Regions from separate parts of the Mus musculus genome. Here all the other regions are linked to region 2. Evidence: chromatin loops called from intact Hi-C (ENCODE). Cell type or tissue: heart. All regions are shown on one strand.

Evidence for each region. Peaks named below come from ENCODE experiments on the same cell type or tissue, not always from the same donor. Only the 100,000 strongest peaks of a DNase experiment are listed, where the experiment ranks them.
Region 1: it touches region 2 in a loop (2.4-fold over the local background); 6 of 42 quality-filtered maps call a loop at or near these places.
Region 3: it touches region 2 in a loop (2.3-fold over the local background); 7 of 42 quality-filtered maps call a loop at or near these places.

Annotation. Positions count from the first base shown.
Region 1 is chr11:90,099,459-90,104,458 of GRCm38, forward strand. No RefSeq gene overlaps it. Among named protein-coding and RNA genes, the nearest start is that of Gm34726, 28 kb to the right of the region's middle. In heart, no CTCF peak of the experiment used is centred here; a DNase peak (open chromatin) is centred at 1,973; H3K27ac peaks cover 2,098 bases.
Region 2 is chr11:90,035,440-90,040,439 of GRCm38, forward strand. Tmem100 (transmembrane protein 100) reads left to right here. Exons shown (of 3, transcript NM_026433.2): 3 at 1-1,066. The coding sequence ends at 314. Among named protein-coding and RNA genes, the nearest start is that of Tmem100, 7.6 kb to the left of the region's middle. In heart, CTCF peaks have their summits at 1,177 (motif pointing right) and 2,747 (motif pointing right); a DNase peak (open chromatin) is centred at 2,742.
Region 3 is chr11:89,986,231-89,991,230 of GRCm38, forward strand. Pctp (phosphatidylcholine transfer protein) reads right to left here. Exons shown (of 6, transcript NM_008796.3): 2 at 4,841-4,958; 3 at 2,465-2,544; 4 at 966-1,137. Among named protein-coding and RNA genes, the nearest start is that of Pctp, 14 kb to the right of the region's middle. In heart, a CTCF peak has its summit at 2,842 (motif pointing right); no DNase peak of the experiment used is centred here; H3K27ac peaks cover 308 bases; H3K27me3 peaks cover 405 bases.

The DNA.
Region 1 (5,000 bases), 64 kb after region 2:
AGACTGGGATGGTTTGGGACTGAGGCTGGGTGGGACAGGAGATGATGACAACCCACAAACCAGGGATGCAGTAACCCCCCCAGTGGGACTTTAGTTTACAGAAACACCCTAGGCAGGGATGTGTGGTCTGGATTTACAAGCCTTAAACTGGAAGTTCACAGAGGTCTCTCAAGTTCATGAGGGACATGTGCCCTTGGCATCTGTGCTCCTCTTTTAAAAGTAAGAAGTTTATAGTATGCTAATACGTGTTGGAGGACAGTATTATAGGGTTAAACAAAGAAACTAAAGCAATGAGAAGGGATCAAAATTCAAAGGGGCGTCACAGAGGCAAGCACGTTTAAGTAGTCCTAGAAAAAGCCCAGTAACAGCAGAGTAGGGAGAAGGAGGGTGTCCCAGGTGGAATGGGAACAGCTTATTCCAGGGTTTCTCCAACAGCAACATGTGGGACAGTAGACCATGCCTTGAAACTTGGTAAGGTAGAGCCGGTCTGAGACCCCGGCACCCATGTACCACACCCACCTGAGATGATAGGCACCTCCCTGCTTCCTGCCAGATTCCTGGTCTTGAACCTGTGCCACACTTCCCACATAAAGAAACGTGGACCTGTAGTCTCGTAGCCCCAGGACAGAGTTCTCCATGTTAATGAGGTACCTAGAAGCCCTGAGGGTTTAGCCAATAAGTTTCCATTCCCAGACTTTCCCTCCCTGCAAAAGGTATTAAATTTAATCTCTAGCCCACCATGAGGAGTTGGCATGCATCCATCTTCCACAATGAACAACCACGAAACAGTTAGGAATCAAGGACTGTCTCTTTCATTGAGAACCACTCTGGGGAGCATGGAGAAGGTCATTGCTTACAGAGCCATAGCCTAAATCTCCCATAGAAGGCCTCTAAGGACAATCCCTGATGAGCTAAGCTGGAGCTCCCATCCCCCTGGCCCCAGGCTTGACACTATCCTCATCCTGTGTAGCCCACCTCCCCACACACAGCTCCCAACTCCTTGCAACTCACCAGGGCCAGAATGTCCAGGAGTTTGGGAGCCCCTGGACCCCTGACACTTAGTTCCCTACTTCTCCGTACAGTTTTCTAGCAGTGAATAGATTCCCAGGAGCTGGGGAATATCAGCTTTGGCTTTCCACATCTTAGACAGTGTCTTTCTACTCCATGAACGGTGTCTTGGCACTTCCCTGAAGCCCAGCACTCGAAGGCAAAGGCACTGGGGAAACACAGTCAAGCACTACCCGAGTTTCACCTCACAAGTGAAGGAGTGCCCCACACCCCAGCAGCAGGGCTGAATTCAGACCACCAGCATGATCAATAATTATCACATGACTTGTTCTGTGCATCTCTGCCCTCTACTTCCTAAAGATCAGTAGCAACATCCTACTCCAACCCTATCAAAGATGATCCCAAACACTGCCAAATGCCCGCCCGAAAGACAATGCAAAGGACACAGTTGAAGGATGTCATTCCTTGAAGTGGATGCTCATTCTCTAAAGATGTCAGTAGTGAAAGACCACATTGGCAAGAAGGCTGTGCTGATAGCCAGCTATCCTCTGGTCATTCTATTGACATCCTGTGGTATGGCCTGGCAGTAAAGATGGGAACTCTATGAACAAATGCCATTGCCCAATCTAAGCTTTTTAAAAAATAAGTGGGAGCGTGTGGGCAATGACTTAGAGATACACACCAAGCCCAGGTCAGAGCACTCCGCAGAAGTCTTACAAGACAATAAATACATCCATTCTTCTCCCTTGTCACTCGGGTCTGCAGATAGTTTGTGACTCTTATCCTAAAGACTTCCTCTTACCCTGGGCCAACATGCCTGGCCTTGACCCTGAAGCAGTCAGTGACTGGCTTGTTCCTCCGAAGGCTCGGAACACCTGTGACCTTACCCCCTTATTTTAGTAACAATTCTTGAAGCAGCCAGAGGCATACACCCAGAAGCCCTTTCGACTGTTTGTTGTGTTGTTGCTAGCGGAGCCTGAGGTCTAAAAGGGGTTTCCAGGGCTTGTTGATTAGTTATCTGCTGTCCGGGGAGCCAGGGACACAGTGTGCGTAGGGGTTGTTCAGTGTACGAGCCTGGTTGGAACTGGTAGTTATTTAAAGACTCGGACAGTAGTGTCAATGTCCCTTTGACATTTTTTTTTTGAGATACTTTAAGGGGCCAGGAGTAAAGGCTAGCTGATTCTTCCACTTAGCCTTGCTAATTTGGGATTTGAGCTGCAATTACAAACAGCTGTTGCAACATCTCCAGATTCCTAGGCAAAAAAAAAAAAAAAGGTGATTTGTGAAATTTTCAAAGGCCTCCTCAAGATTATGGTAACTGAGTTTCCTTATTTGTCATTAGGATGAGTTTGGGGATGAGACACTATGGGTTGTAGGCTCAAGCTCTACTACATTTGGGCAAAATAAATGTCCTGTAATTATGAAGAGTATGTGTGCCCAATAAATATTTGTCAGATACCTACTGGGGTCCCAGATATGAGAGCTTACTAAAAACGTAGTGCTAATAAAAATTTACAAAAATAAATAAATATGGTATGCCCAGAAATCCACATAAATTTACACCTTACATAATTAGCTTCTCATGGGCACGTCCTCTATGCAAACATGGCTAGGCTAGGTATAAAATATAGCAAGAACACTTTCCTTGTTCTAGATGAATTAACAACCTGCTTTGATAAACCAAAACCAAAACACACACATACACACCACACACCCAAACACACACCACCACAACACACACACTCACACACACACCCTAAACAATAACCACCTACTATATAATAAGTATACTTCATCTGTTTCATAGCATGATAAACAGACAAATCAGAATAGAAATTTTTATAATCTCCCTTGGAATCAAGAAAGGCTTCTGAGAACTTGATTGAGTCATTAAAATTTTATATACCACTATTCGCTAGTCCAGTGCCTTTTATGTGGTGGATATAAAAGCTAATTAAGTAATGTGTAAATTATGTGGATTTCTTGACACACCATATTTACATATTTTTGTAAACTTTTATTAGCATTACGTTTTTAGTAAGCTCTCATAGCTGGGACCCCAGTAGGTATGACTGTTAAATCAAGACCAATTTTTTTCCCATCAAGCTCAGAGTACAGTTGAAACACTGAGATATGGGTATAATCTATGACCACTGCGGTAATCCTTAGAGCAGTTTGTCATTTTTGACATTATTATAAAGTAGAGAGTTGTTTTCTTTAGTTGTCTTGTCTTTCAGAAAAAGGTCAGGAAAGCAAACAAACATGAAACTCCTTAAACTTCTGGACAATTTGAGATAGGACTCAACAATCTAAGCACCGTCCCCTTTGTCTGGGAGTCCATTTCGTTCCAAGGATCCTTTTAAACGAACTTCTGCTCAAGTGGTAAGATGACATTTCACATCCTAGCTCGCGTAGTGTGCAGGAAGCTCAGATGGAACAAGAGCATGTTGGTTAGAGAGTTAGGAAGGAATAGGTATTTATTTCTTCTAACAGTAGGCAGAGTTGCTCTTTGTTTGCTTTTTGGTTCATTTCTTCCCTCTCTCTCACAGAGAGAGGATCACGGCTTGGTGGTGGAGGGCTGGCTGCTTAGCAGACGCCATTCAGCACATGCGCACTGAGCTCCACAGTGTGCTATTTGAGAACAGTGGTGAGAGCTGAATTTCATCCTCAGTGAGTTTCAGAGCTATTACATTTATCGATTAATGTATTCACTTACTTATTTTATGTGGGCTCATGCAATGGCATCACATGTGGAGGTCAGAGAAAAACTTGTGGAAGTCTGTTCTCTCCTTCTAGCATCTGGGGTCCTAAGGAATGGACTCAGGGCTTCAGACTTGAAGACACATGCTTTTGGCAAGAGTCATATTGCTAGGCCATTTGTAGAAACTAGAAAAACCACATACATGTCATTTCTGGCAGAATTTGATACACTTTATAATTATGAAAGGTCCTTTTAAATCCTAGATAAGGATGAGAAGAGAAAAAAAAAAAAAAGAAGCCGAGTGGATCAGATTACACTTTCTCCGTTCTCTGCTGTTGCAGGGCCAACCACCCCAAGACTGCTGACTTAAAGCAATAGCCATTACCAACTGCATGGTTTCTGTAAGTCAGAAGTCCAGGCCTAGGGCCCAGGAGGATAGCATCACCAATAAAGAGCTTGCCTTGCAAACACAAGAATCAGAGTTTGGTCCTCAGAACTTGTGGGGGGGTAGGGGTGGTAGAAAATACAGGTATGGGAGCATACACTTTTATATTAAATTTTCTATGGGATAAATTTGCAACATGTGTCTCTGTTCCATCTTTGCTTTTCCTTCCTTCCTCTCTCTTAGGAAAAGTAGAACAAAAAATTAAGAAAGTTAAAAAAATTCTATAAAACAAAACTCAAAACAGTTAAGGGACCAATAAAATACATACACACACACACACACACACACACACACACACACACACACACACACACTCACACACACATCAAAGAGTCCACAGAAATACCATTGAGTTCATGTTGTGTTTGGCCAACTACTCCTGGGTATGGGTCCTGCACTGGAATGTGGTTGATACGCTCAGTGACAATTGTATTGGAGAAAACTGATTTTTCCCACTGCCAGCCAATGGGCATCAATTACAAATAGTTTCTTGGTTAGGGGTGGGATCTCACATCTACTTCCTTCTTGCAGATTATAATACACATTTGTAATTGCATCTTTAGGGAGGCAGAGACAGGCAGATGCTTAGGATTCTCTGGCTACCCAGCTTAGCTAGCTTGGTTAGTTCCCAACCAGTCCTGAAAGAAAATAGAAGAAGCCTTTCTCAGTCCTGAATAGCTTTTGACAGTTAATGGTTGCAGGGCTGGGGAGTAATCTGTCTTTAGTGGTATCAATACTGATAGATTGCCCATGCTCCGGGAAATATACTACATATACCTACACATGCCCATTCAAGCAACCCTAATTAAACTCAGGGACACACACAAGCATAGCATAGCACAGCAC
Region 2 (5,000 bases):
TCACCACGGGACCCTTGGTCAGCGAGGTTCAGCTGATGGCCGCCACCGGGGGTGCCGAACTCTCCTGCTACCGCTGCATCATCCCCTTTGCCGTGGTGGTCTTCATCACTGGGATTGTGGTCACCGCTGTGGCTTACAGCTTCAATTCCCATGGTTCCATCATCTCCATCTTCGGCCTGGTCCTTCTGTCCTCCGGACTGTTTTTACTAGCCTCCAGTGCCTTGTGCTGGAAGGTGAGACAAAGGAACAAGAAAGTCAAGAGACGCGAGAGTCAGACCGCTCTTGTGGTAAATCAGAGGTGCTTGTTTGCTTAAGACTGAGTAAGAGCAAACGCGAACGCTCACCCGCCCACACTGCTCTAACTCAGTGAACTCATTCATAGGAAACCAGCCCGGTACCGGATGAGCTCAACTTTCGAATGAACTACCAAAATGAAAAATAGGGCATAGAGAGGACTGAAAATGAGGGGTCAAGACGGTTCCCCCTTGGTAGGGAATAACTCATCTTTAACGACAAACTTAACCCTAAGGGCTATTTCTAACACAGACAGAGGAATCAGCTTGCTTTTCCTGTTAAACGTTTAGGGAGTGTGGGAGATGCACAGCATTAAATAACAGTTGGTTCCATTTAGAAAGTACCCAAGGGAAGAATGGACAAATAATGAGAGCCCTGGCAAGTGGTGTTATAAAAACGTTCCACCAAAAGCCTACATTGGCTTGGCATTCCCACGTACCTAAGAAGTTCTGTTATATATATACATATATATTTTTTCCAATAAGTTGATTCTTTGCCCCCCCCTTTTTAAAAGAATTTTCACTTTCAGTAACATCACTAGAGGTACTTTATTTTGAAGAATAGACTAATATTTTTTATATTTTAACAATGGACAATTGTAGATGGTTGTAATGATATGTCAGAAGAAAACAGAAATGTAGGTAACACAGATGACACAGGGACAGTTAAATTAATATTGAAATAATCCAATCTAGCACCTTTGATGGCTTTTATACAAAAGTTCAGTGTGCATTTCACTCAAAATAATAAATGCTCATGGCTGCTGAAACTTAAATGCTAGTTTCTGCTGTCCTTATTATTTTCAGATTTATTTTATTTGAATTATGTATATTCCTGTGAGGCTGTGCTGGGGTTTGTGCAATGAGTGCAGGTGTCCTTGGAGTCCAGCAGAGGGCGCCTGATCTCCTGGAACTGGAGTTACAGGTCGTTGGAAGCTGCCTGGCCTGGATCCTGGGAACAGAATGTGGGTCCTTTGCAAGAACAGTGCACACTCTTAACCCCCGTGCCATCTTTCTCACCCTTGTCTTTATTACTTTTGTCGCTATTCTGAATTGTCCACTTCCCCTCATCTCATTTGTAAATTATCAGCTGCGTGTTTCTCAGCTGGAAATTTCTTCTTCTACTGGAAGATTGTTGTTTTCATTTCATGTTACAGTTCAGCAATACTTAATATATAATATATTAATATGTTCTTAAGGGTTTCTAAAAATGCCAGTAGGAAATCAGTGCCTGGGGTAGGAGATTTAACAGTGTGCTATTAAATGTGCCTTGTGCTTCTTGATGATTTAATTATGAACTGGTACGGGTTGCATATTCCACTGGTCATTGTACTGCACAAATAGGATAAGACTGTGGCTCTGAGCTAGCCAATATCCTATATACTCCAGTAAGAATCATTTCTCATTACTGTACTTTAAACTTCACTCAACCAGAGTAAGAAGACAGTTAAGGATGAAGTCTTAGCATTTGCAGAGACTGGAGGCACCTATCGTATTACATTCATTGGAAGGGATTCTATTGAGGGACTTCCTAAAGTCTGCCAGTAGCCATCTGACATTGGCTACTCCCCAGTCCTTGCTAGCTTTTGTAGTTGGAAACACCTTAATGTTTCTAATAACATTGAATGCCAGTGAATGAATAGGGCTCACTGCAGGGCAGGGACTGCCCTGTCTTGATATGGTTTTTTGGTTTTGTTTTTAAGTCCATGACAGGCAAAAAGAAACTGCTGTATAAAGAAACTTCTCAGGGCAAGTTGAAGCTTCTCTGGACTGCTCTAAACACATCTCATCTTTCACTCCCAATCCAATAACCCTGTCGTATGAGTCAGCCAGACTAACTCCACCAACCTGCATTAGGCTCTGGTTTTCCTGCCTCTGTGTCTGCCCAGACGTTTCTCTCTCCCTTATAATGGTAACACCATTTTTCACATCCCCCTCTCCATCCCAGGCGACCCAAATCTTGCTTCTCATCAGCACTCTGGCTCCAAAGCTACCTCCTCCCGGAAGCCTGTCTCCTCTGTGAACACACTGTGCTTTCCCCAGCTACTGGTTCTTATCGTTTATGGCAATTTCAGCTTCTCATTACATGGGCGATATAAGTGTGTTTATTTCTCCCTTATAAGCCTTCTTAGACAAATCTGTACAGTATACTGTACCTAGTGTGCTGGCTGGTGCATTAGCTTGCACAGGGAAGAAACACAACAAATACTCAAATGAGGTGTTAAATAAACTCAAGAATGAAGAGTGAGCGGCTTATCCAGAAATACAGTCTATTCTTATATCTTGAGAGAAAACGTTTTGATTCTCAACTTCCCCAAGAATATGTTACCAGGCATTCCCCAGCTTCATGGCAAAGGCAGGTTAGGGTTAAGAAATGGTCCTCTGTTCTTGAGCTAAGTGCCCACCCAGCCCTTAAAAATGATTGAAAAGCAAACGCGTGAATTACTTCTGGCCACCAGGGGGCCTCATGCTGCTACCCGAGTCTCCAGAGAAATCCTATGGGATGACTTAACTGCTGAACTGATGGGATAGAATCTGCAGATAGCCATATGGTTCCTAGCTGAAAGGAACAGATGTTTTAAGTGCCTCCTTTCCATCCACTTCCCTAAGTTTTTCTTAAACAATGGAGATTTCCTAATATGGAGAGACTTTGGGGATTCACCGGGCCTCATCCCTATAAAGCCACCAAGGTAGTCCTAATATGCTGCAAATGGCAACTATAATAAGGAAACTAGACAAGACTTGAATTACAATCATAATTGCAGCATGCCATCCATGCTTGAGTAGCATCTGGCTTTACAAATGGTTCTATCATACACAGGGAAACGTGGGCTAAATGTGCCCTCATATATGATGCAAGCTGCTGTGTAAGTATGTATATATGCAGGGTCTCACACTAGAGCCCAGGCTAGCCTCAAATGTGTGGCAATCCTTCTGTCTCAGCCTCCTGGGTGCTGGAATTACAGGAGGGAGGGGAAGGGAAGAGAAGAATGAGGAGAAGCAGAAGGCTGGGGGAGAGAGGAGAGAGGAGAGGGAGAGGGAGAGGGGGAGGGGGAGGGGGAGGGAGAGAGGAAAGAGGAGAGAAAGGGAAAAGATCATGGATTTTGAACTTGGAAGAAATGGTTATATAAACTCTCCTGTTAAACTAACGAGGTAATCTTGAGAAAATAAGTTTCCTTTTCAGAATGAAGTTAGTTTATAAAGACATGTTTTTATTTCCTACCCCATAAAGCATTATGGGGGCTTCAGGGATGACTCAGTGGTTGGCAGCACTTGAGGAAGAACAGTCTGTGTTCACCTGAAACCACACATGTGCCCCCCTGTCTCACACTCACACACATACACATACACAAACACACACCACACACACACACATGCGCACACTAAAAATTCAACACATCTTAAAAACAACGTACTATAAAGTTTGGAAACTGCTACTTGTAATATCCCTTATATTGACTGCAGCTTCCCTCTCTGAGGGTCTCCACAGGTAGTAAAGCATCAAGCAGTTACTGGTTTGGATTGACTGTCCTTAACTAGCTACTCTGTTTAACCTTGACACAATCCACAGGTTGTCTAGTCCCAAAGTCATCTGGAGGAAGTCTCTTCCCCAAAGATGAATAAGCCTACGCACACAAGGTGCGGGGTGGGGGTGGGGGGATGGGAATGGGGGTGGGGATGGTGTCAGGAGAATAAGTCAATGAATAGATCAGCAGAGAGAAACGTTTTCCTCGGTGCCCCTCTCCTATGGACCTGTCTGTCATTTCATTCACTTTTATCCTTATCACTCTGCTGACAAGATGACTGAGGTAGAAATCAGCAGAGAGCCACTAGGTATATATATTTTCAACCTTGTGGTTTTGAATTCCAAGGGCCTAAGTCCCTACATTTTGGCATCCATGAGGAATTACCATCACTCCTGACTCTGTTACTTGCTCTGTTTTAACAGGACCCAGGCCCAGCTGCCATTCATCAACAGGTTGTACCTCACCATACTGTGAGGCTAGGACTCCACTCTGCTGCACAGGCTTGTTGACCCAGGGACTCACAGTCAGGGAGGCCTAGCACTGGGATGAATGAGTGGTGGGCATGTGGTGGTCTGAATAAGAGTGGCCCCCATAAACTAATGTGTTTGAATGCTTGGTGCATACAGAGTGGCAGTCTTAGGAGGTGTGGCCTTATTGGAGTGGGTGTGTCCTTTTGGAGGAAGTATGTCACTGGGGGGGGGCGGGCTTTGAGGTCGAAAGCTCATGTCAATTCTCTTCCTGCTGCCTGTGGATCCAGATGTAGAATGCTAAGCTCCTCTCCAGCACCATGTCTGCCTGCATGCCAGTATGCTACCCACCATGATGATAATGGGCTAAACCTCTGAACTGTAAGCCAGCCCCAAAGGAATGATTTCCATTATAAGAGTTGCTTTGGTCATGGTGTCTCTTCACAGAAATAAAAACCCCAAGTCAGGGCACACCACTGCAGTTAGTATGGTGTCTCTTTCCTATGGAGATATTGTAACAAAAATGCCATAGACTGTAGGGCTTGTGAATGCAGAAATGCATTTGTCATAGTTTTAGAGCCTCCAAAATCTAAGCACAAGTCAGTGACAGAGCTTCTGTCTGATAAAATCATTCTCTCTTAAGTTCATAAACAGGTCTCTCACCATGTACCCTCAGAGGAGATTCTACAGGGTCACAATCCCATCCTAGAGGA
Region 3 (5,000 bases), 49 kb before region 2:
AAAGCTCCGCAAAGCCGTCTTCCGACTGGGACCCAGACAGCGCAGAGGAAGGAGCACGTGAAATGCCCCGACCTGCCTTGCGGCTACTGACACAGGAGTACTGTTGAAAATGCAGCCAGGGAAACACTTGGCTGTGCTTTCTTAGACACCTGATGAACGCTAGACGTTTGCACATCATCGTTATCCAAACAGCCCCAAGGAACTGACGGTTAGCATACACGAGGAAATAAAGCTCAGAAAAATGAGAAGACAGACCTAACAAGCAGCAGACTTAGGGTTCGGATTTTGTGGGCCACATTCATGCCGGTATGGCAGATGCGGTTGCCCCGTTTTCCTTCTTGGAGACTGGAACTCGATGTTCTTAAGTCTCTGGCCTTGTGTGTGTGAAGGGCTGGATCCTCCAATCCACACCTGCCAATCCCCTAGCCCTGTCTAGGCTCGGTCCCTATAGCTACAGGGTAAGCCGGAAGCAACTCTTTCTAAACTCAAGGGTTTCAATGTTCTGATTTCATTTGGACAACAAAGAATGAATGGGTGGTGGGTGGGGCTGGAGAGTTGCCTCAGCTTTTAAGAGCCTGTATTGCTCTTAAGGAGGATCCTGGTTCAATTCCCAGCACCCACGTAGTGGCTGACAACCACCTGTAACTCTAGTCCCAGGAGATATGATGCCGTCTTCTGATCTCCACAAACATCAGGCAAGAAACGCATGTGGGCAAAACACACTAATGAACATGTAAGAATAAAATAAATAAATGTTAACAAGCAGAAGAGTGCACCGCATCAGACTGGAACATCTACACTGAGGCCTAGCCAATCTCTGATGTGGATCCAAACACTCCCACATGGCCACCTCACGTCTCCTTTGTTCCCGGGCCATGGTTACATTCACTGGATAAGCTTTTGCCTAAGCTGCCTCCTACTCAAATGGCACTGGCTTAGCTGCTGCCCTGCCCCGAAAGCTTTACCTCTGCTCCCCTTCTTGCCGTCACTCTCGATCGCCAGGCTCTGTTTGTACTGTTTCACTCGGATGACCCCAGACTTCTCGGGAAACTGAGGTGCCGAGATACTCTGGGCCAGGACCACGTAGATCTTCCTCCCGTCCACATCCAGGTCTCGGCGCTGGCGGGTGTAGACGTACTGCATAGCCAGTCAAGGCATGATGCCAGCGAAAGAGCAGCCCACACTGGTGGCAATGGAAGGTCTCTCTGCACCTTCCACGTAACAACTGGTCCCTTCTGCAGAATGCCCACTTTCCCTGCAGAGCTGAACCTCACAGTCAACGGTAATTCTCACTGGAGAGTGCCTGTTACCTGGCTGTGAGCAGATCCCCTGAATGCTTGGTTACACAAGGGTCACCTTCCTCCTTCTCCAGGAAGGCATCCTGAGAGCACTATTCACTTAGCTGTAATCATGGGGACGCTAATCAAACACTCTCAGGTCCACAGGCCGGGATGTTAGGGGCATTAGAGAAATCCAGGGGCAGAAAAACACTGGATAGAAATTGCATCAACCCATAGATATTGTCTCATCCGCAGCTGTCACCACAGACCTCTACCCATGGAAGGTGTCCTTGTCACAACTCAACTGTAGGAACACTTACGCACACCTCGAATTTTAGTAAGCAGATGTACTCTTTGAATTAACACTGGTTGACCAAGAACAGCAAAAACAATTCCACCTCTGGAAGCATGCACAAAACATTCCCAAGGTCGGCAGTGCTAGTCCATCAAAGACAATGACGTCTTTAAAAGCCTCAATCTTTACTTTCTATTCATTCTAAAATTAATGTACAAAGTGATCGGCTTCACGGTGGCCTCTTCTTCCATACAAATCATTATACTTTCTCATCTCCAATGTCCTTAGGTGGACTATTGTCAGGGCAGCTATTTGTCTGCAGCAACAACAATTAATAGGCTTAGACGGGAGGGAAAACTCCCTGCATTTCAGTCAACCACTTCACTTTATAAACGAAAAAATGGAAAGGAAAATCATACACCTGGTATCCAGGACAGCAGTCAAGAGGGCCACGCTGAAGAGAGGTTAGAAACAAAGTGGTGAGGCCTGGTTCCTCTGCCGTATCAGTCTGTCTGCCTGTTAGTTGTTAGCTCACGTCCATGGGACCCACCTGCTCTTCTGTGAGATCAAAAGATCTGGACTCACACTCTTCATAACCTGTTCTCCCCGGACTCCCAATTTTTGAGACTCATCAATTTCCACCTTTGACACTTTCTCTGGAGGTTGCCTTCCAGCGACCCCGGGTGTGGTTCCTGCCCTAAGTGGTCACACCCAGAAAGAACACTCTGGACTCTCCAAAAGTCACACAAGAAGCTCCAGGATTAGCATACAGTTCTGTAAGGACCCAAGACAGTGCCGTGACGTTAGTGGATCCCAGTGTAAGGGCGGCGGCTGGGGAACGCAGCACACGAAGAGAGACAAAGAACAGAGTGCCGTACAGAAAGGATACATCTCTGTTGGACAGCGGGAAAGGGTACTTCACTTCCCAGTATGCCACCATCTGTTCATCACTCTCCTTCTCGTAGAGTTCTGAAGCAGAACACAAGAGGTTAACGTACCTGCCAAACCCAGTGGCCTCAAGGAGCCTTTTCAGCCTCAGTGTGTGACAAACCCCTCAACTCACAAGACATAGAACTATTTTTTAAAACAAAAGTATATTTAATGTCGCTGAAAGCTTGCTGCCTAGGGGTGGTCTAGAGGACATGGAAACACAGAAAACCTAAATAAGCCCCCAACACTTGTCCATGGTACCAACAGAAGGCAGGGATAGAATGTAAGGAACCCGGTATAAGAAATTACCATCGGCATTAAAGCAGGCCAACCACCAGGTGTCACTAGAGGACCGGGAGTACCATCAAGGTTTGCCTCCCAACGCTTAGCCAGACACTGAGGAAGTCAGAGCCTAGCATGTATAAGTTCAGGACATCTGGGAAACAAAAGGCCCACAGAGAGCTGTGTTCTCAAACAGCCGGAACATGGCTGAACTATGGCTAACGCTGGGTTTCTTGTGTCTTTCCTCTAACCACCTGCTACAGCTTTGGGAACCAAATTCCCTTAATGTTTGTGCTCTAGTGTCAGGACATGCAAACTGTAGCTCTTGGAGGACAGAGTGAAAGAACCAAAGAGCAGCCTATGCTTAGCCTGTGCGGTGGGCTCCCATCTAACCATCCAGAGAGGATCAAGACATCCGTGGGTGAGATGTCAAGGGTCCATGTAGCATGTAGAAGAATGCTATCAGAAACAGACTGTTGATTAGGGAGCTTTGTGGCCTCTTGATGTCAATAGGACACTAAAGACAGTCATGAAGGGAAAGAATGAGTGGGCCTGTTGCCTCTGTGTGTTTAGTATTCTTGCTGCTCCCCCTCCCCCCCCACACTGCCCCCTCCCTCACACACTGCCTTACCCTTCTCTACTATGAGGTTTAAGTAGGTAAAGGAGCAATTTCAGGGTTTGGAAAAGGAGCAAGATATGACCATAATAAATGAATGACCATGGCCTTTTTAGGCCCAATGGATCACAAGACTCTTGGGTAGTCCTAAAACCCAAAAGCAGTACAGTCAGGACTTCCAGATTGTCCTAGCAAATCTAACAACAGCTTCACTGTACCAGAAACCACAGTGTGGACAGCTGATGGTAGGTTCTGCAGTTACTTTTCTTTTGTGCTCCCATCAATTTATTTATTTTACTTTTCATTTTTTAAAGTCAGCTACCTTAGCTGACATGAACAAAGGTGGTTTTACAGGCTAGCTACCTCCTCACATGGCTCTTTTCCAAGCAGGACCCACACAGGCATCTATGGGCAAAGTGTGTGTCACATGATTGCCTTATGGCTGCTGGGGGAGTGGGACGGTGTCAGTCGGCTCCCTTGGCTAGGCCCATGTGCTGACGTTCCCTAATGAAGACGAGTATGTGAGAGCATGAAGCTGCTGCCTGATTCCATGTCCAGGATTCACAAAACAAGCAGTCGCTTTGAGAAGAGCTGCAGAGAGTGAGTCCCGGCACTCTGGCTGACTTTATCGGGAAGGTGTGACTCTCTTTCCTGGAGTTATTTGCATGATGAGAGTCTGAGTCTGTATCTTCTGGAGGACACGTTCCCAAGGAACAGGAACCTGCCTGAGAATTAGGTCAATACAGAGGGGCACAGGCTAGAGCTGAAGAAACATCCGGATGGGGGTGCGCCTTTGACACTTGCAGTAGTCTTGACTAAACACTTCACTGTGCAAGTCTCTTCGACAGTGGCTGAGATGACAGGGACACTGACCCTCTGAGATGTAGGGGGTTCTCTGTTTAATGGTTTCCAACTCGGTGTTTCTCTCCATTATATAGACTATGTAGGCTGTAGATCCTGTCCCTGCTATGGGTCATGAGATGTTCTCAGATTACTAGTAGAGGAGGTGGGTCAGAGGACATCACCACCCCACAACCCCACCTGCCAGTGACTTCTGAACAAGCTGCTTTGCGCCCTCTGTCTTGAGGCTTCCTGGACCTCCAGGGCCCTCCAGCTACCCCCTCTCCCAGTCTCTCACTTCCTCACATGCATGCGCCCTTGCTCATCTGGAGATCTTTGATTCGATTTCCAAAAGGAAGTTTGGCTGCCTATCTTCTGGGAAGGCGTCCATGGCAATCAAGCTATGTGTGCAAGCACAGCTCCGGAAGCAAGGCAAAGCAACCGTGAGGACAGATGGAAGACTGCCTCGAAGCCTCTGTGAAGGTGAGTACTGGAGGTGGTGAAGGCCATGCTATAGCCTCAAGTATAACAAGACTAAATTAGTCAAAAGTAGATTAACTCTCAAAGGATTCTTAATTGACACAAGCCATCACTCACCTTTCACATACTGGTCCCATTGTTTTCTGTAGTCTAAGTCCATGTAAACATCTGCGAGGAGAGCCGGCGAGCAGCCTTCCAGGACACCGAACACCTTATACTCATAAAGTCCACTTGGCTATGGAGACAGAGGTGGGGGGAACAATTTGTTGATGCTGGA